2 separate regions of the Homo sapiens genome follow, and region 2 is linked to region 1. Evidence: chromatin loops called from intact Hi-C (ENCODE). Cell type or tissue: mammary epithelial cell. All regions are shown on one strand. Each heading gives the region's core, and the rest is flanking DNA. Links, peaks and the distances in the headings are about the cores only. Region 1 overlaps ALK (ALK receptor tyrosine kinase). Region 2 overlaps SPDYA (speedy/RINGO cell cycle regulator family member A).

Evidence for each region. Hi-C counts contacts between places; a loop is a spot of excess contacts. Peaks named below come from ENCODE experiments on the same cell type or tissue, not always from the same donor. Only the 100,000 strongest peaks of a DNase experiment are listed, where the experiment ranks them.
Region 2: it touches region 1 in a loop (7-fold over the local background); 43 of 110 quality-filtered maps call a loop at or near these places.

Annotation. Positions count from the first base shown.
Region 1 is chr2:29,189,948-29,201,661 of GRCh38, forward strand. ALK (ALK receptor tyrosine kinase) reads right to left here. Exons shown (of 29, transcript NM_004304.5): 27 at 7,595-7,729; 28 at 6,823-6,913; 29 at 2,827-3,975. The coding sequence ends at 3,277. Among named protein-coding and RNA genes, the nearest start is that of CLIP4, 80 kb to the left of the region's middle. In mammary epithelial cell, for the core only: a CTCF peak has its summit at 7,058 (motif pointing left); no DNase peak of the experiment used is centred there.
Region 2 is chr2:28,815,597-28,827,310 of GRCh38, forward strand. It overlaps SPDYA (speedy/RINGO cell cycle regulator family member A), which reads left to right. Exons shown (of 8, transcript NM_182756.4): 3 at 401-653; 4 at 3,452-3,510; 5 at 6,729-6,814. The coding sequence starts at 419. Among named protein-coding and RNA genes, the nearest start is that of SPDYA, 11 kb to the left of the region's middle. In mammary epithelial cell, for the core only: a CTCF peak has its summit at 5,968 (motif pointing right); a DNase peak (open chromatin) is centred at 5,985.

The DNA of each region.
Region 1 (11,714 bases), core at 2,482-10,481:
TTTATGTTCTTCTTTTGAGCTGAAAAGGAGTTGGGTTCTGGCAGGGTTCCTGCTACTGTCATTAGAGTTAGGAGGAGGAATAAGTGCTGGTGTTCAGTTGCACAGTCGGGTGACTATGGTTAACAATAGTGTATATTTCAAAATAGCTAGAATAGAGGATTTTGAATGTTCTTACCACAAAGAAATGATAACTATAGGAGGTGATGGATATGCTAAATGCCCTGATTTCATTTATATAATATATGCATGTATTGAAGTATCACATGATACCCCATAAATACACATGATTATTATATGTCAAAACAACAAAACCAAATGACAGATGAAGAAAACATGGCACAAATGGGAAGAGCCAAGAGGGCTGGATGTGAGTGGGGACAAGAACCACTGCTGAGCACGAGGGCAGGGAGGCATAGACATACCTGCCCCCACACCCAGCCCCACCTCACCTGGGGGCTGCCAAGGTGTAAGAGGGGGCGCCTGTGCTTTCACATAGTGCATGATCTCCCTGAGGAGCTGTGAGGAAGGGAGGTGATTGTCCTCCTTTTATGTCTGCAGACATTGAGGTACCAATGGGTCAGATAACTCAAGGGGAGTCAGAACTCAGACTCTAACTGGTGGAAAGAGAATCCAGCCTTTTAACTACTGAGTAGAGCATACTCTTTTTAAAAAGTTTATTCCTGCTAGTCTGAATTGCTATAATCCTGAGGTACAACATATTAACAAACTGGTCATTGCTCACAAATTGCCAGCTTCCCAGTGGAACAGTTGTGAACTTTCGATGGGCCTTATAGACATAGGATATAAATAATTATGCTAGATTACGGTTTAATTAGCATAGCTTCTGCAAACTTTAATTGTGCCCGTTCATATTCTGGGTGGAACTTTCTATCATGGTTAATAACTTTATTAAAATCCATAGCGTCTGTATGAATTGTAGCCATGTGCCTGGAGCAATATTCGAGTGGACCATAGTCCAGATTAATACCATGCTGATACCCATGGGTTACACCAAGTTAAATGAAACATCTTCAGGTCATCGCATCTCAGTGTGGAGTTGTTTATTTACTTATCCATGTATACAAGCTTTTAAGACTTGACTATTATTTACATGAAAGTTGATACCAATAAGGACGATTAGAGAGATCAACAAATCAATCTCAGTGGTAGAAAGGCACAACCTGAAAATGTAATGGATTTGTCGTTCTTAAAAGTGGAAAGAAGTAATATTTTCCCCATGAATAACAATAAAGAGATGGCTATTTAACCAGATAGCTTACTCCCAGCTTAATTGGTTACTGATGTTACAAATCTAAAATGGAGGTGTTTTTCTCAGTTATTGACAACTCCTCTGTCAGTATCCTTTAGGAAGAGTGTTTCTCAAAGTGATATTCTCGAGCCCCTTCAGATGGTCTGTGAGTTAAATAATGTGTATATGATTAGGCTACTTTTGTGCCTGGCATGAACCAGAATTTTACCGATACATTTATTTAGAGATGAGTTCATTGATGTTTCATCTTCATGCATCTCTGATGAAAATATTTTTGGCAGTTAAGCAGATAAGGAAGGTAGCCTCTAGCCATCAGTGCTTTTACAGTTGTACACTCTAACTCCAGGGAAAGGCAACTGCCTTCAGAGAAAGGAAGAGTTGTCTGGTGTTGGCTTTTAACATAATGGCTTTCCCACGCTGAAAGTGATGCTTTTGACGCAGGTGAAACTGAGAAGGTCAGAAAAAGGTATGTATATATATACTTTTTATAATATACACACACATAGTCCTTTTGTTTGGTAATGTTTAGTAACTAGCAAGTAATAAGAGAATTGCTTTCCTCTTGAATGCTTTGGTGTAGCTACCAACAGGAAAGAAAGTGGGCGTGAGGCTAGAGGAGAAGCAGAAAGAGGATGAAATGAGGACTTACTGATAAAGCATTCTAAGCATTACACACATAAGTATGTGTGTAAAATTAAACAGATTCCCAATGCGTTTTCATGGAAGTAAAATTCATCTGTGAAAACCAAGTTCAGAACTCCCACTCTAACATGTCAATGTCAACCTCAACTCTCCAAGGGTTCCACAATTCCTTTCCTCATCGCCTCCTAGGGAAAAAATTCTTTGTTTTAATCTGCCTTTGACAGCTATACAAATTATGCGATGTGTATTTCAGCACATTTATGTTCCCAGTGTACTTGGATCACATGAGGAAGGGAGAGAAAACGCAGGTTAACGGTGAAAGGAAAGAGACTGGATCAGTGCCTCTCCTTAGGACCACCAGCGGCCTGTTCCTCCCGGGGCCCTGTCCATCTCTACAGGTACAAACTTGAGTTTGGTAGTTCATTCCATGACTGAAACGAATAGAAGGTTTTGGCCTAAAATGTATTGACGCTTATGCCCACAAATGGATATGTTTCCATGCTTCCATGTATCACTGCTGCTTAAAATTTTTGCTTTTAAATGATCAAAATTTAATTAGTGGAAATTTTTTAAATAAGTAGTTTAAATCTTGAGTTTTAAATCCAGTAGGAAACCTCACACTCAGTTTTTCACTTCTAGTAGGAGGATTTTCTTAAGGCATGAGGTATATTTAATAGGATGTTTGAATCTCTGGATCTGTATTGGTGCTTTATCCTACTCAAAGCACTTGGAATGTATGCATTTCATTGAGATGAGTATATACACACTTCTGCTATACTACTGGAACTACTCACGACATTTTTTACAATTGGTGATGAATCAGCACAATTAAAAGCATCTAACCGTCACCTAAAGTGACATTTCAGTTGTCTATGATTTTTTCTTTTTCAAGTAAAGAATGTCTTTCCCCATGCTTAGTCATTACAAATAACTCCTTTATTTCCGTTCCCTCTCCCCTCAAATGGCTCATGTCCACATCAACAAGGCAAGGAAACATCTATGACCCCAACTATGAAACATAGAAGCAGCTAATTCTGACTACATTGAAGCAGAGCACACACAATTTGAAAGAAGCATAAGGAAGTATACAACAAACATGCATAAAAACCTTATGCAACCACATCTGGGCCTTGTATTTATCACTCATTTTTATGATATTTTCTTCTTTCGAAAGAATAGGATGAACCCATGCTCAAAACCTTTCTAAAGCATTTTCAAAATACAGCTTTTTTGGTGGTACTTCAAAATAGGTTGGCACAAAACAAAACGTGACATTTGGTCTCTGGTTTGTGAAGGAGCCATTGCCTCTCTCTCCTCCACGGTCTTAGGGATCCCAAGGAAGAGAAGTGAGTGTGCGACCGAGCTCAGGGCCCAGGCTGGTTCATGCTATTCTTGCTTTTCAGAATGGTATCCTCGTAATGACCAGCTCCAGGGGCAGTAGCGGCTTCTAAGGGCAAGCCCTGTTGCTGGTAGCCGTAATTGACATTCCCACAAGGGAAGTGACGTAGCCTGAACAGAGGTACCTCCTTCATATTGGCAGTCAGCGAAGAGGGCTCTAGGAGCAGTGAGGCCCCCGGAAGTCTCCCAGTTGCAACGTTAGGTGGGACAGTACAGCTTCCCTCCAGCCCCAGGTTACCCCTGTCGTGTGGCTCCTTCTTTGCTATAGGATTATTCTTTTTGGTGGGTTTCTCTGTAAACCAGGAGCCGTACGTTGGGTTCCACAAGCTGGTGGGCTTGTTTCTGGATCCGTGGACCTTGTGCAACTCCGAAGGAGGGTTGGACTGAGAGAATGCCATATTCACGTGTCCCCCTTCCACGGCCGGCCCTCTAGGGACTCGAACAGAGATCTCTGCAGCTGTGGGTTTCTTTGCAGCCTTGCCAGAGGAGGTGGTAGGCAGAGGTGGTGGGGCAGCTGGGCTGCGCTCCTCCTCCCGTTTTGCCTGTTGAGAGACCAGGAGAGGAGGAACCCCCTCAGGGTCCTTGGGCCTCACAGGCACTTTCTCTTCCTCTTCCACAAGTGGACCATATTCTATCGGCAAAGCGGTGTTGATTACATCCGGGTCCTGCCGTAGGGGAAATTATTAAAACTTTGAATCAGAGACAAAAAATGTTGGATCTAGAAGATACCTTAGAGATGATGTTATCTAAACATATTCTACAGATGAGGAAACCAGGATTTATTGAGAATATAGTAACTTACAGGCACTGGGGCATACAAAATGAATGGGAAGTCATCCTTATCCTCAAAGACCTTAGAGGATAAGCGCTATAATGGAAGTGTGTATGGGTGCCTGGGACAGAGTGGAGCAGGAAAAGCTTTGCAGAGGAGGAGACCTTTGGCCAGTTTTTAAAGATTAGTGGATTTAAAAAAAAAATTAAGATTATTATTTGTATTATTCCAGTCTAGTTCCACTAAAATCGTTCCAACTGGAAAAAATAAAAATAAAAGCCTATGTGTTTGACTTCAAGAGTGATGGTGGGGGGCTGGGGGGAGGAGGAGAGGAGACACATGCCATGTTGGCCTACAGGGTTTATTTTTTGATCTCTTCCCAGCTGCTTTCCATTTCCATTTGGGTACTTTACACTTGATTGTAAGTTTTCCTGTGCCACATCATCACATGTGCAGGTACCACAGTGCATGTTTTTGTGTTTGTTTTTTAGAGACAGTCTTGCTCAGTCGCCCAGGCTGGGGTGCCATGGCTCAATCTTGGCTCACTGCAACCTCTGCCTAGTGGGTTCAAGCCATTCTCGTGCCTCAGCCTCCTGAGTAGCTGGGATTACAGGCATGCACCCCACCCCCCCACCCCCCCACCCCCGCTAATTTTTGTGTTTTTAGTAGAGACAAGGTTTCATTCAACATGTTGGCCAGGCTGGTGTCGAACTCCTGACCTCAGGTGAGGCACCTGCCTCGGCCTCCCAGAGTGCTGGGATTACAGGCATTCTTTAACTAGTCTGGATGTGAGGGACCCTTTGCACAACCCAGGAAATGCTGAAGTGCTGTGAGGAAAACCATTTACAAAAACAACTGTGTGCTAGATCATTTTCACAGTAATAGACTGTAACATAGAAGAACAGAAGCAGCTGCCAGAAGTTTAGGGAAAATTTGTGGAAGAAAAATTAAATTTGGAGAAATTAATTAATATTTTATGCAAATTGAGAAAATACCCTCATTACCTGAGTAACAGAAAAACACGAGTGTTCGAGTTTAAAAAATAACTACCTCTGACTCATTAAAACATTCTTTAGTTCCCTCTGTGTTTTAGTAATTTCTATAGTGAATCAATCATTTTAAATATGCTTGTGTAAAACTGCCTTTTAAGAGGGATATTATAGACTATTGAGAAAAATACTCCTAAGAAGGTATATATGTTTAAGTGGGTGTATTCCATTCAGATTACAACAAAATAACCTAATGTCATTAAACAGAGTTCTCTGAAAGAACCTTCAATAACGTGATATAGGAAGTCTATAGATAAAAATGCCAGTTCACTCACGTGAGCTGAAAGGAATAAGAGGATGGAGTAGTGAGGCTGGAAAATGACTACAGTTTGAAAAATGTGTCTGTCTTTAGTCACAATGAAGAGGAGGGGATTTAAAGAAATAGTAGGTAGGCCAGGTGTGGCAGCACTTTGGGAGGCCGAGGCGGGTGGATCACTTGAGGTCAGGAGTTCGAGATCAGCCTGCCAAAATGGTGAAACACCATCTCTACTAAAATTACAAAAAAAATTAGCTGGATATGGTGGCACATGCCTGTAATCCTGGTCACTCAGGAGGCTGAGGGAGGAGAATCGCTTGAACCCGGGAGGTGGAGGCTGCAGTGAGCCAAGATGGCGCCACTGTGCTCCAGCCCGGGCAGTAGAGCGAGACTGCTCCCAAAATTAAATTAAATAAATAGTGGTTTATTGACTCTTCTAAAATATTCTCAGAATTAGATATCCTGGCAGAACGAGAACCAAGAGAGAGGGAAAGAAAGTGAATACAGGGAAGAGGAGAGCATCGGACAGAACAAAGCCCTGAGCAGGCGATTGGTGATACTGGCAGCAAGGCTGGCCTTGAAGGGGAGGAGAGACGGGAAGGCAGGTGGTGAGAAATGGCGGCAGAGGCAGAGAAGTTTGTATCAGAGACAGGGAGGAAATGAGGGCATTCTCTTATGATGATCTCCACCCTCTTGGTGAGGGAGGAAGCATAGCTGTCGGCTGAAAATGAGGGAGAGAAGCAAAAATTTCGAGTCGTTATTGAAGGAATGGGAGAGGGATCTGTAGAGGAACCCACAGGATTGCTAGAAGAATGTTTGACTTGGACAGACTCTTCAGGCCTTAACTCCTCATCTATAAGGTAGGGATATTTTACATTCCCCACTAAGGATAAAACGAAATACGCAAAAAGTGATTTGTGCAGTATGAATGATAGCAAGTATTATTGATGATGTTAAAATTTCTCCAGATTACTTTGAAATTTCATTCCCTTAATCCTCCTGACATATATAGTTGGACATATAATCTATCAATTTTATATGCAATTAATTACTTCACATGTTGTTATTTCTCCAGCCAGGCTCTAAACTATTTGAGAGCAGATGTGTTCCATACGTCTGTGAAGCTTCAATTTTGGCTACTAAAACATTAGGTCCCCAGTAGGGACTTGATAAATTCTCGTGGACTGGATTGATTCCCCAGTTTTTACTGTGTGTCTGGCACTGTGCTGTGTGCTGGTGAAGTTACTAATATTTATTTTACAAAATGGGCAAATGGAGACACCAGTCATTTCATTTTAGAGAAAATTAATTTTCACTATTTTGATCATAAATCTTGTACTCTGACTGGCTTGACCTATTTCATATTTCGGTATTTGCCATCTTTAAGACTGTTTCATATAGAGTAAATGTTGACCAAAGGGAGAAAATGTTTTACCTGGGTGCAGTATTCAATCCTCTCCAAAATGATGGCAAAGTTGGGCCTGTCTTCAGGCTGATGTTGCCAGCACTGAGTCATTATCCGGTATCTAAAAGAAGAAGCACATTAATTAAAATAAGGAGAAGCACAATGATGAAAAATATATTTTCTTCCAGCCCCAGGGTTGCAACGAATACGTTGAGGGTGCGAACTCGTCTAGGCCCCGTGTACTTGGCCTATGCTGCCCCCTGCTGATTGGTCAAGGAAGAGTGCGCAGGTGTAAAGGTATCTAACACAGACATCCTGATGTTTATGTTAACCACGGCTGCTGTCACTCCATTCCTGAGTTAAAGCCACTTTGGGGACAGAATATTCCAATTATATTTCCCATCCACGTTGCTTGTGGGAAGGAAGTGAGGGGTGCCAGGCAGGGCAGGAGACATTGCAGGGAATGGAAATCTTTAAAGTAGACACAGACATACGGTGTAGGGCAGCAGGGACTGGGCCTGGGACACACATTCCCAGCAGGAGCTTGGGGAATGTAGGCCTGGTGAGTCCACAGCCTGTAGCCAGACAATGGATACTTTTTCTGGGATGGCATCCTTGCTTTTGAGGGCCTGGGAGACGCATCCATCTCACTGAAGTCGCAGTCACATTCGCATCTTGGGGCATATTAAAGGGAGGGCAGCCATCTGCCCCTTCATCTTAAAGAAGCATATGTGGCTCTGGATATTTTTTGAAAAGAAAAACTGCTTAGTAACTAGCAGAAGTGTTCCTAAAAGAGTCATACACAGGCCCAGGGCAGTTCTTGGGTGGGTCCATCCGGCCTCCACTGGTGACAAACTCCAGAACTTCCTGGTTGCTTTTGCTGGGGTATGGCATATATCCAAGAGAAAAGATTTCCCATAGCAGCACTCCAAAGGACCTGGGCATGGGACAGAGGACATGGAGATGGATATAGACACACCCACCCACATTCACACACACACACAGGCACACAGACATACAATTTCAACCTTTTTTTCCCCCATTATACCCTTTTCCATAACATAGAACTCTTAAAATGTAGAAAAATTTAAAAAATAAGAAAATACTACACATGATGCTCCCTTAAAAGACAACCCCTGTTGATTTTTAAGTCGTTTCTGTGCTGAGATTTTTTTTCACTTATTTGCAGTTATATTCAATATGCAATTTTGAACCTTGACTTTTCTGCACATTTCATTATATCATAAACATTTTCCATGCCAGTCCATTTCATAAATAACATTTGGAATGGCTAATGGCTGTAAAACATTCCATTGAGTAGTTGGTTTGCCTTATCATTTCCACATTGTTTTCAGTTTTCAAAATATTTAAAATACTATAATGAACATCTTTGTGCATTTTTTAAAAGGAAGATTTCCTTAAGATAAAGTCTCTGAATTACTAGATTAGGATGTCCAGCCAGCTGATTTCATAGTCTCTTACAGTTCTCTGAGCTTCAGTTTCATCTATCAGATGCCCACTCATCAACTTCACTGGCCTATTTTAATAGGCAACTCAAATTTAACATGCCCAAATGGAACTCTTTCTGTACACACATCATCTCCTTTATTCTTTTCCAACTCATCAGCACCTCTGGTTATACATTTGCTCAAGCCCAAAACCTAGGAGTCATCCTTGATTCCATTCTCCCACACCCCTCCACTTCCCATCCAACAGTCAGCAGTCCTATAACTTTCAAGATAGATCTTGAATCCAGATAGGATAATCTAGTAATTCAGGGTAATTACTGAATTAAAATGTAGGCTAATTCTAGTAAAATAACTAGATCAAAAGACTATGAATATTGACAAATTCTTGGTGCATATTATTTGGTTTCCAAATGTGTTACTCTGTTCATCTACCAGCACCATGTAAAAGCGTGGTAGACACACTCACCAGCATTGAGTATTCTTAATAATAATGACAACTTTTGCTGATTTTAAGGGAAAAAATGGTAGAATATTTTAAATTATGTTTATTGACTTGATAATTCACATGGTTGGATGTTTTCCCAAGTGTTTATTAATTCATTTCACTTTTTTTTCCTATGAATTGCCCATTTTTATCTGCTGGGACAAATTGGTATCTATCAATCAATTTTCTTTTTGATTTGTAGGCACTCTTTATATGTCAGAGATGTTAACCTTTTATAAAAAATTCAAATACTTTTATTAGTTGTTTTCTTTTTTTTTTTTTATGTAGTCTCACTCTGTTACTCAGGCTGGAGTGCAGTGGTGCCATCTTGGCTCACTGCAACCTCCACCTTCCAGGTTCAAGTGATTCGCCTGCCTCAGCCTCCCAAGTAGCTGGGATTACAGGCGCCCACCACAACACCTGGCTAATTTTTGTATTTTTAGTAGAGACAGGGTTTCGTCATGTTGGCCAGGCTGGTCTTGAACTCCTGATCTCAGGTGATCCACCCACCTCGGCCTCCCAAAGTGCTGGGATTACAGATGTGAAACACCGCACCTGGCCTTAGTTGCTTTCTAATGCTACTTTTTAGCATACCAAAGAAAGATTTTTATTTTTAGATAGTCAAACCTATTTTTTTAATGTCATGATTTCCTTTATTTTATAGTTATACAATCTTCCCTTCACCAAAGATTAGATAAATATTTGCTATCTTCTTCTAGTTGTGTTTGTTTTTGCTCTCTTCTTAAATCTAGTTGGAATTTAATTTGGTGTCTAGTGTGAGGTAAGGACCTAAATTGATTTGCTTTTCAAATAACTACTCTTCCAACACTATGCATAAGATAATTTCCTCCTTACCCATTGACTCACGATTAAAAACAGGTCTGTTTCTGGCTATATTTTCACTTCATCTATTTGTCTGCTTCTTGCATTGATACCATTCTATTTTACTTTCTGTGTATTTGTCTTAAATCTGAAAAGGCATTTTTCTCTATTTCTCTTTAAAAAATATTTGATTTCTCATTTGTTTTTTTAAAAGCTTTATGAGATGAATTCTTCGTGTTCTAAAAGAATCACCTTTGATATTTTGATTAAAACTTTAAACCACTACCTAATGATCAGCTTTTTGACAAAGACTATCTTTTAGTGTGATTGTAGTTTTCTGAGGTTAGCAAATATTACCACAAAAATTGTAGAGAACAATAGTTCCTTCATCTTCTAAGAAACATGGGGTGCTTTTATTGTCATCATCTGTGTGAAATTTCAAAGACTCTTGTGAGAAGGATTGGGCAAAGATATTTTCCCTATTTTTCAGGTGAGAAGGTTGAAGCACAGGTTATTATACAACTAATCCGAGACAGACTGGAATACATTATTAGATCTCTTGATTTTGCTACTTACAAATTGCCTGGCACATATATTATTCCTTTCTGTTTGGAGATCTCTTGATTTTGCTACTTACAAATTGCCTGGCACATATATTATTCCTTTCTGTTTGGTGATCTTACTTCCCTTCAAGGCAAAACTAACTAGGCAAAATCAAATGAACAAGAAACTGGCAGTAAGGCCTAAAGAATTATAGCTATATGTTTTCTGTTTTTCTAGATAGATATAGGTTATAGCATCCTTTGAGAGCACTAATAGAACTGCACATGAATATTTATTTTCTTAGTTTAGAGTTCAAGGGAGCAAGAAGTAGTATTGGTCATAGAACTTTGACAATTTTGAATAAGTAGGATTTTCATATTTGCAAACAATACCAGATACCTAGTTAAATTTGAGTTCCAGATAAGCAACACATAGTTTTTTTAGTATATGTATGCTCCAATATTTATACTAAAAAACTATTTGCTGTGCATCTGAAATTCAATTTCACTGACCATTTTGTATTTTATCTAGAAACCCTACAGATGAGGCAAATCTATATTTTGTATGCCAGATGGTTCTTTCATCACCTATAAGCCTGCCCTAAACAGGAGCGACAAAAGCCCAAAGCTTTGCACCAGAGCATTTAAAATCAAATATACATACGTATATATGTATATATATACGTATATATATACGTATATATGTATATATATACGTATATATATGTATATACATGTATACATATATATGTGTGTATATACATATATACGTATATATATGTGTGTGTATATAGATACGTATATATATGTGTATATATATATTTTTAAACTTCACTTTCTTTTGGTATTAAACTTGCTCTGCCTGGAATGATTGATAGAAATAATAGCAAACATTATTGCTGATTAAACTGTTAAACATTTGAATCGATGAAGATAATCTGATAAAAGATTTTAAAATATCAAGCTGTTCTGTATCAGCCTTTAAAAGCTACATTTTTCTCCTTAATCATAACCTGAAAGGAGGTTATGATTAAAGAAAAAAAAAAACATTGTGGAAGATGGTCTCCAGGTGTGATAGAGGTTATGCTCTTAGGAAAAATGGGAGCCAAAAATTAATATCTTTAAATGTCCATCCAGTGGATTCCAAGATCTCATACACCAAGATCTCATACAGTTCTCTGATCTTTAGTTTCATCTATCAGATGCCCACTCATTAGCTTCACTGGCCTATTTTAATAGGCAACTCAAATTTAACATGCCCAAACGGAACTCCTTCTGAACCCACACCATCTCCTCTTTCATTCTTTCCCAACTCAGCAGCACCTCTGGTTATGCATTTGTTCAAGCCCAAAACCCAGGAGTCATCCTTGACTCCGTTATCCCACACCCCTCCACTTCCCATCCAACAGTCAGCAGTCCTGTTAACTCTACATTCAAGATAGATCTTGAGGCCGGGCGCTGTGGCTCATGCCTGTAATCTCAGCATTTTGGGGTCTGAGGTGGGCGGATCACTTGAGGTCAGGAGTTCGAGACCAGCCTGGCCAACGTGGTGAAATCCCGTCTCTACTAAAAATACAAAAATTAGCTGGGTGTGGTAGCACGCGT
Region 2 (11,714 bases), core at 1,999-9,998, 370 kb before region 1:
GTGGCATATAACAACAATATAATAAAATTATGTCAATTCAAGCAGAATAGAAAAAATTAGAAAATTAGCCGGAAAAAAGAAGACTACAAATAAATTATGAAGTCAGCATCATTTCTATAATTAACTTTCAAATTTGGTCGAGTTCTGCAGCCAAAGCAAAATGGCATACAGTATCTTCTTATTTGGGAAGAGGATGTCCGTTTGTTACCCAAAAGAAGCATAGCTTTTCCTAGCGCTGAATTTCAAAAGCAATTTTTAATGGGAGTCACTGTCACAAATAACATTTTAATGGCAAGTTTAGTAACATTTTATATGACTGCATATGGTAGTATCATCCAGTTAGTTGTTTATATATGAAATGAATGTGTGTGATGAATAATTGTATGTTTTATTTTTACAGGAATATTGGGAAACCAAAATGAGGCACAATCAGATGTGTTGTGAGACACCACCTACTGTCACTGTTTATGTAAAATCAGGGTCAAATAGATCACATCAGCCTAAAAAGCCCATTACTCTGAAGCGTCCTATTTGTAAAGATAATTGGCAAGCATTTGAAAAAAATACACATAATAACAACAAATCTAAACGCCCCAAAGGACCTTGTCTGGTTATACAGCGTCAGGATATGACTGCTTTCTTTAAATTATTTGGTAGGTTTAAAATATTGTAATAGTGGTAATTATAAAGTACTAAAAACCTAGAATGTAAACATCTAAATGTTTTTATTCTGATCAAAGAGGATATCATTATTTTTGTATTAAATTTCCCATCTCCAACCAAATTTGTTTTTGTTTTACTTAGTCTTTTTTTTTCAATGTTGGGTTTTTGTTTGTTTTGTTTCCTTATGGATTAAAAATTCATACTCATCTAGCTTCTAGACTACTTAAATCCAGATGTCAAATGTAAATTCTGGGCAATTCAACTTCATAGCCCATGGCATGAGTTTTATTTGACCTAAAATAAAATACTACATAAAGACTCAGGTGAGCTAACTGACCCAGTTTGACTGGGCCTAAGGGGTTTCCCAGGACTTTCTCTGCTAAACCCAAGAAAACTAGGAAGCTTGGTCACACTAGAGAAGTTTCAGGATAACAGTTTGGGAACATTGTTAAAAATTAACTATGCTTTATCATGTCCATATAATGAAACTGAGTTTGAATTTGTTTAGGTTATGAGACAGTGCTACTTTGCTGATAATTTCTTAACATTGGCAAAAAGAAACTTCTTTATAGTACTGTACTCCTAACTAGGAAAGAGAGGGAATTTTTTTTTTTTGAGGTAGGGTAATAAGGTAAACAGATTAGAAAAAGGGGTAGGATAGATGAGTTCTGAAAAATATTTGGAGTAATGAATCAAGTCAAGTAGATGCTACAGTCTGGTAGATTGTAGCTTGCTTGTTTCTAGAGGAAGGTCAGGCGCATTAAAGCAAGCTAGTTACGATTTAAAGAAAAGCAAAATGAAAAGATGAAACAGGAAAAAATGTAAGGAATATAAGTAGAAAAAGATATAAAGATGCTTCCCCATCAGATTTAGAATGTTAATAAAAGTTCCCCTTCTTTTCATTAAGAGCAGAACAAAATTATTACCTGCAAACTTTTTTAGTACCCAAAACTCATCATCAGAAACACGGGAAAATACCTGGCTGTACCATTTTAGGTAACTTAAGAAATTATAAATAGAGCCTGGGCGCGGTGGCTCACGCCTGTAATCCCAGCACTTTGAGAGGCCAAGGCAGGCAGATCAGCTGAGGTCAGGAGTTCAAGACCAGCCTGACCAACATGGAGAAACCCTGTCTCTACTAAAAATATAAAATTAGCCGGGTGTGGTGGCACATGCCTGTAATCCCAGCTACTTGGGAGGCTGAGGCAGGAGAATCGCTTCAACCCGGGAGGTGGAGGTTGCGGTGAGCCGAGATCGCACCATTGCACTCCAGCCTGGGCAACAAGAGTGAAACTGTCTCAAAAAAAAAGAAAGAACTATAAATAGAATTAATGGGCCAGGCGCAGTGGCTCATTCCTGTAATCCCAGCACTTTAGGAGGCTGAAGGGGGCGGACCACTTGAGGCCAGGAGTTCGAGACCAGCCTGGCCAACATGGTGAAACCCCATCAGGCGTGGTGGTGCATGCCTGTAATCCCAGCTACTTGGGAGGCGGAGGCAGGAGAATCGCTTGAACCTGGGAGGTGGAGGCTACAGTTGAGCCGAGATCATGCCACTGCACTCCAGCCTGGGTGACAGAGCAAGACTCTGTCTCAAAAAAAAAAAAAAAAAAAAAAAAAAAGGCTGGATATGGTGGCTCATGCCTGTAATCCTAGCACTTTGGGAGGCCAAGGCAAGTGGATCGCTTGAGCTCAAGAGTTCAAGACCAGCCTGGGGCAACGTGGTGAAACCCCCTCTCTACAATACAAAAAAAAAAAAATTTATCTGGGCATGGTGGTGCATACCTGTAGTCCCAGCTATCTGGGGGGCTGAGGTGGGAGGATCTCAAACCCAGGAGGTTGAGGCTACAGTTGAGCCAAGATCACGCCACTGCACTCCAGCCTGGGTGACAAAGTGAGACCCTGTTTAAAAAAAGGAAAAAAAGTTAGCAAGGCAGAAATTCTTATTCTCAGGAAATCAGTAGTTATTCTTGGAACTTTCCGTATGACTACATTGATGATATTTTAGTGTACACAAATGAATATAAAGAAGTTATGCCTTTTTACTTAAAATGAAGAAGAGGAGCCTGGCGTGGTGGCATATGCACCTGTAGTTCCAGGTACTCAGGAGTCTGAAGCCAGAGGATCACTTGAGCCCAGAAGTTCAAGGCCCACCTGGGCAACATAGTGAGGCCCTGTCTCTTTAAAAAAAAAAAAAAAAAAAAAGAGAAAGAGAGAAAGGGGGAATGGAAAAACAGATTTTTCTAGATTACATTCTGACAACTATTAATGTATTTTGAGATTATATATTTTAGCCCTTTAGAATTGAAATATTTTACCTACTTTCTAGATGTTATTATTTTTAACAATGTGTTTGTTTGTTGATCTTTTTATCCTAATAGTTTTTTCAAAATGTTAATTATAAATAATGAATTATGAATCCTTTTTATATAGACATTTTCATATGTATTTGAGTAATAGAAAGTGGAATAGAGATAAATAGGAGAGAAGAATGCAAAACTAAAAATACTGTTGGATATTCAGTAAACCAAACACTTCTACCATTCTCCAATCTGAGCCATATGTTAAGGCAAATCAGATGGCTTGATGAAGGATAAAGCAGTAGTTTTTCGTACAGTCTTTGCAATGGTAAATACACCAAAGAACTGAAAACTCCACCTTAGGCAACACTGGTTCATTCATTTTTGTTTTATTTCTAAGCACCATGTATAATCTCTTGACATAGAAATTAATTCTTCAAAAGGAAACATTCTGTTTTTAAAAGACAAGTTATAGCTATCTTTTGTTGTAGATGACGATTTAATTCAAGATTTCTTGTGGATGGACTGCTGCTGTAAAATTGCAGACAAGGTAAATTTGGTAACAGTATAACAATTAACCAGCATTATAATGTAACTGAACCATTAGAGCTTTAATGAGACCTTATAAGAATTTTCTATCTTATTAGTTATGATTAAGAAAAGAGCTAGTGGCCAGGTGCAGTGGCTCACACCTGTAATCCCAAAACTTTGGGAGGCTGAGGTGGGTGGATCACTTGAAGCCAGGAGTTGGAGACCAGCCTGGGCAACATAGTGAGACCCCCATCTCTAAAAAATTTAAAAATTAGCCAAGTGTGGTGGCATGCACCTGTAGTTCCAGCCACCCAGCTGAGGTGGGAGGATCACTTGAACCCAGAAGTTGGAGGATACAGTGAGCTTTGATCAATTGTGCCACTGCATTCCAGCTTGGACAATAGAGCAAGACTCTGTCTCTAAACAAATTAATTAAATTTAAAAATTAAAAAAATAAGAGCTAGCCTGCACTGCTCCTTCAAAGCAGAAGCTTTACACATGAATTTCTGGAATTAGCATATAGCATAGATTCAGTCTATACTTAAGGAATTGTAGAATATTATTGATTACATTTAAATGACCTTAAATTTGTATTTGATTGAAAACAGAAATCAAAACAGGTGTGGCAGCTCATGCCTGTAATCCCAACACTGTGGAAGGCCAAGGCGAGAGGATCACTTAAGCCCAGGAGTTCCAAGACCAGCCTTGGCAACATAGGGAGACCTGGTCTCTTAAAAAAAAAAAAAAAAAAAAAAAAAAAAAATATATATATATATATATATATATATATATATATATATATATATATATATATATTTTATCCTGAGGCAGGAGGATTGCTTGAGCCAGGGAGATCAAGGCTGCAGTGAGCTGTGGTACCACCACTGCACTCCAGCCTGGGTGACAGAGCCAGACCCTGTCTCAAAAACGAACAAAAACCAAAGAACCACAAACAGAAAATCAGTATAGACTTAATACATTTTGATCAGTTATTACCTTTTATCAGGCTGTGGAGAAAAAATATTCTGAGATTTACTTTACTAAGGTAGTCTGCATTTTAGTATTTTGTAAGTCAGAGAAAACAAATCTCAGTAATTTGTAGGGTAAAATTAGTTTAACATGTTGTTTAGGAATCAGTGTTTCATAAAAGAATGTCTGACTTACACACTGGGAGCAGCGATGTTTCTATATTCTTTAGATTTTGTTGAATGGTTAAAATTTCAGCTTTGTCGCTCATACCTGTGATCCTAGCGCTTGGGATGCTGAGGCGGGCAGATCACCTGAAGTCAGGAGTTCAAGACCAGCCTGGCCAACATGGAGAAACCCTGTCTCTACTAAAAATACAAAAATTAGCCAGGTGTGGTGGTGCGCACCCATAGTCCCAGCTACTCGGGAGGCTGAGACAGGAGAATTGCTTGATCCCAGAAGGCAGAGGTTGCAGTGAGCCGAGACCGAGCCACTGCACTCCAGCCTGGGCGACAGATCGAGACTCTGTCTCAAAAAAATAATAATAATAAAATAAAATTTCAGCTTTGTATTTTTCAATTTTTTTCTTTTAGAAAAATATTTCTCGTGCTAAGAATTTTCAGCTTTGTAAATGCCATTTTGTACCAAGCAGTCATATTTGAAAATTAAGCGTGACTTTACATCACTACTAGCCAACAGTAAAGGGAATGAGTGGAAGGTTAGCTTGTGATTAAATACAAAGTACTGGGGTGAAGATTTTTATTTAAGCTTAAGATGACAGGGATACACTAGAAGAAGGTTTATAAAATTTTTTAAATTTCATTTTGGAAAATTTAAAACATACACAATTTGAAGTAAATAGAATAGAACAAAGAGCCTCCATATGCATCTCATCTAGCTACAATAGATCAACTGTGGCTGTTCTTGTTTCTTCTAATGCCTCTCACCAAAAACGATTATTTTGAAGCTGATCCCAGACATCCTAACATTTTATCCATAAATATTTCACAATATATCACTAAAAGTTAAGAGCTGTTTTAAAACAATTACAATGTCATAGAACTTTTAAAATTAACAGTAATGCTGTAATATCAAATATACAATTCATGTGGAGTTATGATGTGATTTTTTTTTTTTCTTTTTCTTTTTTTTTTTTTTTTTTTTGAGATGGAGTCTCACTCTGTCATCCAGGCTGGAGTGCAGTGGCGTGATCTCAGCTCACTGCAACCTCCGCCTCCCGGGTTCAAGCAATTCTCCTGCCTCAGCCTCCCAAATGTCTGGGATTACAGGCATGTGCCACCACGCCCGGCTAATTTTTCTGTATTTTTAGTAGAGATGGGGGTTTTACCATATTGGCCAGCCTGGTCTTGAACTCCTGACCTTGTGATCCACCCGCCTCGACCTCCCAAAGTGCTGGGATTACAGGTGTGAGCCACTGCGCCCGTCAGGAAGTTTTAAACTTTATGGTTTTAAGGTGCAGTAAAGTTGTTGTGCAGAAGGGGGCAGTGTTGGAAAAGTAACTACCTGGAGTACTGTCTTAACACGATCTCAAGAGTACTTTACTGGAAGTTACTGTGAAAACTTGGTATCACCTTTGTGGCAAATCCTGTTACAATAGGATGAATAAATGTCTTACGAGAGATAATCTGATACATTATTATAACTTGTTTTTAATTTGAACAGACAGAACCTGGCATATGTGCTAATAATCAGGCTAGAGATGTATCTTTCTAATAATACATTTAAAACACATTCTCCCCATGAAAATACAGCCATGTTATTCTAATTTCTGAAGTCATTTGGAAATCATTTTAAAAAGTTATTTTAAAAAGTGAGTATGGATGTCTGTAACTAAAAGGGTTTAGAAAAATTATATATACACATACATACACACAAATAGAGATAGCAAACATGGCAAATTTGGTGCATCTAAGTGAGGATGCATGGCTGTTCATTTTGCTGTTATTTCAGTTTCTGTATAGGTTTGAAATTTAAATTAGATAAAAGTGGGATTTTAGCTCAAACTATTGGCAATAATAAAATTTAGGAGTCCATTCTAGTTTATAATGATATAATAAATAGTCAAGAATTACTTTTCACTGTTCACATGGTGGATTACAGGAATCCAAAAATTAAGTACACAATTCTATAATAAGTAACACTTTATTGTTTTAGCTTATTCATCAGAAAATTTTAAAGTTAACTATTTTAAAGCAGTTTTATTTATGAAAGCAAAACATTAATATTAATTTTTAACTTTTTTCCTTATAGTATCTTTTGGCTATGACCTTTGTTTATTTCAAGAGGGCTAAATTTACTATAAGTGAGCATACCAGGATAAATTTCTTTATTGCTCTGTAAGTATACTTTCTACTAAGTGATTGTTGTGTTATCTATTATATACATTACACCTTATTTAAAACAGAGGCTATTTAAAACCTTATGTATATCTTTGAATAGGCCTTCCTGTATAAATGCTGTATGTTTTTTACTTTAATAGGATATTTTTATGTTTTTTTCACTTATCATGCTATATGCCTAAGATTTCCTTTTTTATTTATTTATTTATTTTTGAGAAGGAATCTCGCTGTGTTGCCAGGCTGGAGTGCAGTGGCACAATCCTGACTCACTGCAACCTCTGACTCCCTGGTTCAAGTGATTATCCTGCCTCAGCCTCCCAAGTAGCTGAGATTACAGCCACGTGCCACCACGCTCAGCTAATTTTTGTATTTTTAGTAGAGACGGGGTTTCACCATGTTGGCCAGGATGGTCTTGATCTCCTGACCTCGTGATCTGCCCGCCTCGGCCTTCCAAGGTGCTGGGATTACAGGTGTGAGCCACTGCGCCTGGCCAAGATTTCTTGGAGTATTCCTCTTCAATTTGTATTGCATGTTTTACATTTTTCAGAATGCTTCCATATAAATTATCCCAAATTCTCCTCTTTGTGACTTAGATATTTTTTAAAACCAGAATATTCTCTGAAATTTTCAATTAATATATAGTAAAAATCACCATCATCATTGCCCTTTTACATTGAACAACTTGTGGAAAATGCTCTAAACATAGTCTTTGTGGACCTATATCTATAACATAGTCATTATTCGTATTTGATACCATTGGTATTCACTGGCTCTTTTACTAAACACACTGAGCTGTGACAAAGGAATACAGTTGTTTTCCAGTTCTTCCACTGACTTTAGTTTATATTCATTGTGATCTGTGAAATGGTTTTCCAATCTATAGGTCAGAATACATTTGGAATTTGCATTATTTAAGAATATGTTTCTGGCCAGGCACGGTGGCTCACGCCTGTAATCCCAACACTTTGGGAGGCCGAGGCGGGTGGATCATCTGAGGTCAGGAGTTCGATACCAGCCTGGCCAACATGGTTGAAAGCCTGTCTCTACTAAAAATACACAAGTTAGCTGGGCGTGGTGGTGGGCACCTATAATCCCAGCTACTCGGTAGGCTGAGGCAGGAGAATCGCTTGAACCCGGGAGGTGGAGGTTGCAGTGAGCCGAAATCACACCACTGCACTCCAGCCTGGGAGACAGAGCAAGACTCCGTCTCAGGAAAGAAAAAAAAAAAAAGAGTATATTTCCTTTTCTACCCTATAGCTGGATATAATGCTGTAGTTGGGAATGCATGAATATATATATATATATATATATATATATATATATATATATATAAAATTTTTTTTTTTTTTTGAGATGGAGTCTCACTCTGTCACCCAGGCTGGAGTGCAGTGGCGTGATCTTGGCTCACTGCAACCTCTGCCTCCCGGGTTCAAGCAATTCTCCTGCCTCAGCTTCCCAAGTAGCTGGGATTACAGGCTCCCACCACCACGCCCAACTAATTTTTTGTGTTTTTAGTAGAGATGAGGTTTTACCACGTTGGCCAGGCTGGTCTCGAACTCCTGACCTCAAGTGATCCGCCTGCCTCAGCCTCCCAAAGTGCTAGGATTACAGGCGTGAGCCACCGCGCCCAGCCATATGAATATAATTTTAAGTGTTTACCTAGAGAACACATATAAAAAATATTTAAGTTGAATACCACAATAGCTGTCAGCACTGAAGGTAAAGTTTTTACTCAAAGTGTATTTAATTCAGAATCAAAGAGTTATTAAAGAAATAGGACTAGGCTGGGTACAGTGGCTTACGCCTGTAATCCCAGCACTTTGGGAGGCTGGGGCGGAAGGATTGCTTCAGGCTGGAAGTCCAAGACCAGCCTGGACAACATAGTAAGTCTCTACACAAATAAAAATAAAAAAATTAGCCAGGCATGGTGGCATGTGCCTGTAGTGCCAGCTACTTGGGAGGCTGAGATGAAGAGGATCACTTGAGCCCAGGAGTTCAAGGCTGCAGTGAGCTATGATCACCACTATACTCCAGCCTGGGCAACAGAGCAAGATGCTGTCAGGAGAAAAAAAAAAAAACAAAAAAAAAAAACAGGACTAGAAGAAACTGATTTCTTTTTTCTTTTTCTTTTCTTTCTTTCTTTTTTTTTTTGTGACAGAGTCTCTCTCTGTTGCCCAGGCTGGAGTGCAGTGGCATTATCTCAGCTTGCTGCAACCTCCACCTCCCAGGTTCAAGCAATTCTCCTGCCTCAGCCTCCTGAATAGCTGGAACTACAGGCGCATGCCACCACGCCCGGCTAATTTTTTTTTGTATTTTTAGTAGAGATGGGGTTTCACTGTGTTAGCCAGGATGGTCTTGATCTCCTGACCTCATGATACACCTGCTTCGGCCTCCCAAAGTGCTAGGATTACAGGCGTGAGCCACCGCGCCCAGCCAAAGAAACTGATTTCTACTTGTATTCAGGAGATATATTTTCCAGTGCACAGGGAAAAATGAACTCAAAATTTAGGATGATTGCTAAATATAATAGTATTAGGTAATACTGAGTACTATGTGCAAGGCACCACAAAAAATTTTAATGTAGTATTAACTCATTTAATTTTCCCTATGAAATAAATTTTTTATTATCCCCATTTTACAGATGAGGAAACTGAGAGGAAGATTAAGTACTTTCTAAGAACAAACAAGTTAGTAAGCAGCAAAGCAGGGGCACAAACTCAGGAGTGGTTATCAATGACCAAATTCAGCCATCAACCACTAAGTTAAATTGCTGTTTATATATCTCAGTATTGTATTGTATCTATGTTGATGCAATATTTATTTTGTGTTTTTTTTTTACCTGAGAATTAAAAACAAACCAAAAGAAGCTTTAGTTTAAATCTTACTAGATGCCTGAAATTGAATTCGTTTAACTTGTTTTATAAAGTTATTACCAGTAGAGCACTATTGAGTTTATGCAATACAATTATCTGTAAGGTTGTACTGCATGTTGTATTATGTAAGCTCCATATTAAAAATAACATGAATTATAATTTCCATTTTAAGACTAATCATACTTTTTGTATGGCCTCAATAGTTCTCCTCGTTAAATATTTTCTCAGCCATAGTTCTAAAGCTCAAGTTCTTTTCCTTTCTATACAGTCTTATAATGTTTCCTTTCTATGTATTCTTATAAGACTCTGAACTTCTATTATCATTCTTCCACATTACCTTTCACAATTATTTGTTTCATGCTTACTTGCCTTCTTTACTTAATTGTAGGCTCCTTATGGGCAAGGAACATATAACATTTTATTTCATCTTTCAATTACTAACATATAGGAGGTTCTTAATTTTTTTTTTGAGACAGGGTCTCACTCTGTCACCCAGGCTGGAGTGCAGCAGCATGATCTTGGCTCACTGCAACCTCTACCTCTAGGGTTAAAGTGATCTTCTTGCCTCAGCCTCCTGAGTAGCTGGGACCACAGGCACATAGCACGACACCCGGCTAATTTTTTATTTTTTATTTTTTTTTAAAGATGGAGTTTTGCCATGTTGCCCAGACTGGTCTCAAACTCCTGACTTCAAGCCATCCTTCCCAAAGTGCTGGAATTACAGGCATGAGCTGCACACCTGGCCTTCTGGCTGCTTTTAAGACCTCTTTTTCTTTGGTGTTTGGCACTGGTTTCTTTTTAATAACTTACTTGGGATTTGGTAACCTTTCTGAAGATTAAGGATTGATGTTTTTCGTTTTTGTTTTTTGAGATGGAGTCTTGCTCTGTCACCCAGGCTGGAGTGCATTGGCACCATCTTGGCTCACTGCAACCTCTGCCACCCAGGTTTAAGCAATCCTTCCACCTCAATCTCCCAAGTAGCTGGGACTACAGGCACAGACCACCATGCCTGGTTAACTTTTGTATTTTTAGTAGAGACAGGGTTTCACCATATTGGCCAAGCTGGCCTCAAACTCCTGACCTCAGGTAATCCACCCGCCTAAGCCTCCCAAAGTACTGGGATTACAGACGTGAGCCACTGAGCCTGGCCTGAAGATTGATGCCTTTCAACAGACAACTCAGAAAATTCTATCCACTGTCTCTTCAAATATTTCTCTTCCTCTGCTATCTCCTTTTTCTCCTTTTGAAACCAATTAAACTTGTTATGCCTCGCTCGGTCTTCCCCATCACTTATCTTTGAAATTTTCTTTTTCTTTCTTTCTCTCTTTTTTTTTTTTTTTTTTTTTTTTTGAGACAGTCTAACTGTTGCCCAGGCTGGAGTGCAGTGGTGTGATCTCAGCTCACTGCGATCTCCACCTCCCTGGATCAAGGGATCCTCCCACCTCAATCTCCCGAATAGCTGGGACCACAGGCATTCACCACAACACCCAGCTAATTTTTGTATTTTTTTGTAGAGATGGGGTTTCTCCATGTTGCCCAGGCTGGGTTTCGAACTCCTCAGCTCAAGCACTCCACCTGCCTCAGCCTTCTAAAGTGTTGGGATTACAGGTGTGAGCCACTGGACCCATCCCCATCTTTGCTATTTTCTTTTTTCTTTTCTTTCTTTTTTTTTTTTTTTTTTTTAAGAAGGAGTCTCGCTCTGTCGCCCAAGCTGGAGTGCTCGGCTCACTGCAAGCTCCGCCTCCGGGTTCACGCCATTCTCCTGCCTCAGCCTCCCGAGTAGCTGGGACTACTGGCGCCCGCCACCACGCCTGGCTAATTTGTTTGTATTTTTTAGTAGAGACGGGGTTTCACCGTGTTAGCCAGGATGGTCTCAATCTCCTGACTTCGTGATCCACCCGCCTCAGCCTCCCAAAGTGCTGGGATTACAGGCGTGAGCCACCGAGCCGGGCCAATCTTTGCTATTTTCTATCTGTGTTTCTTTGGGCTGCATTTTAGATCATTTATTTAGACTTATCTCTCAG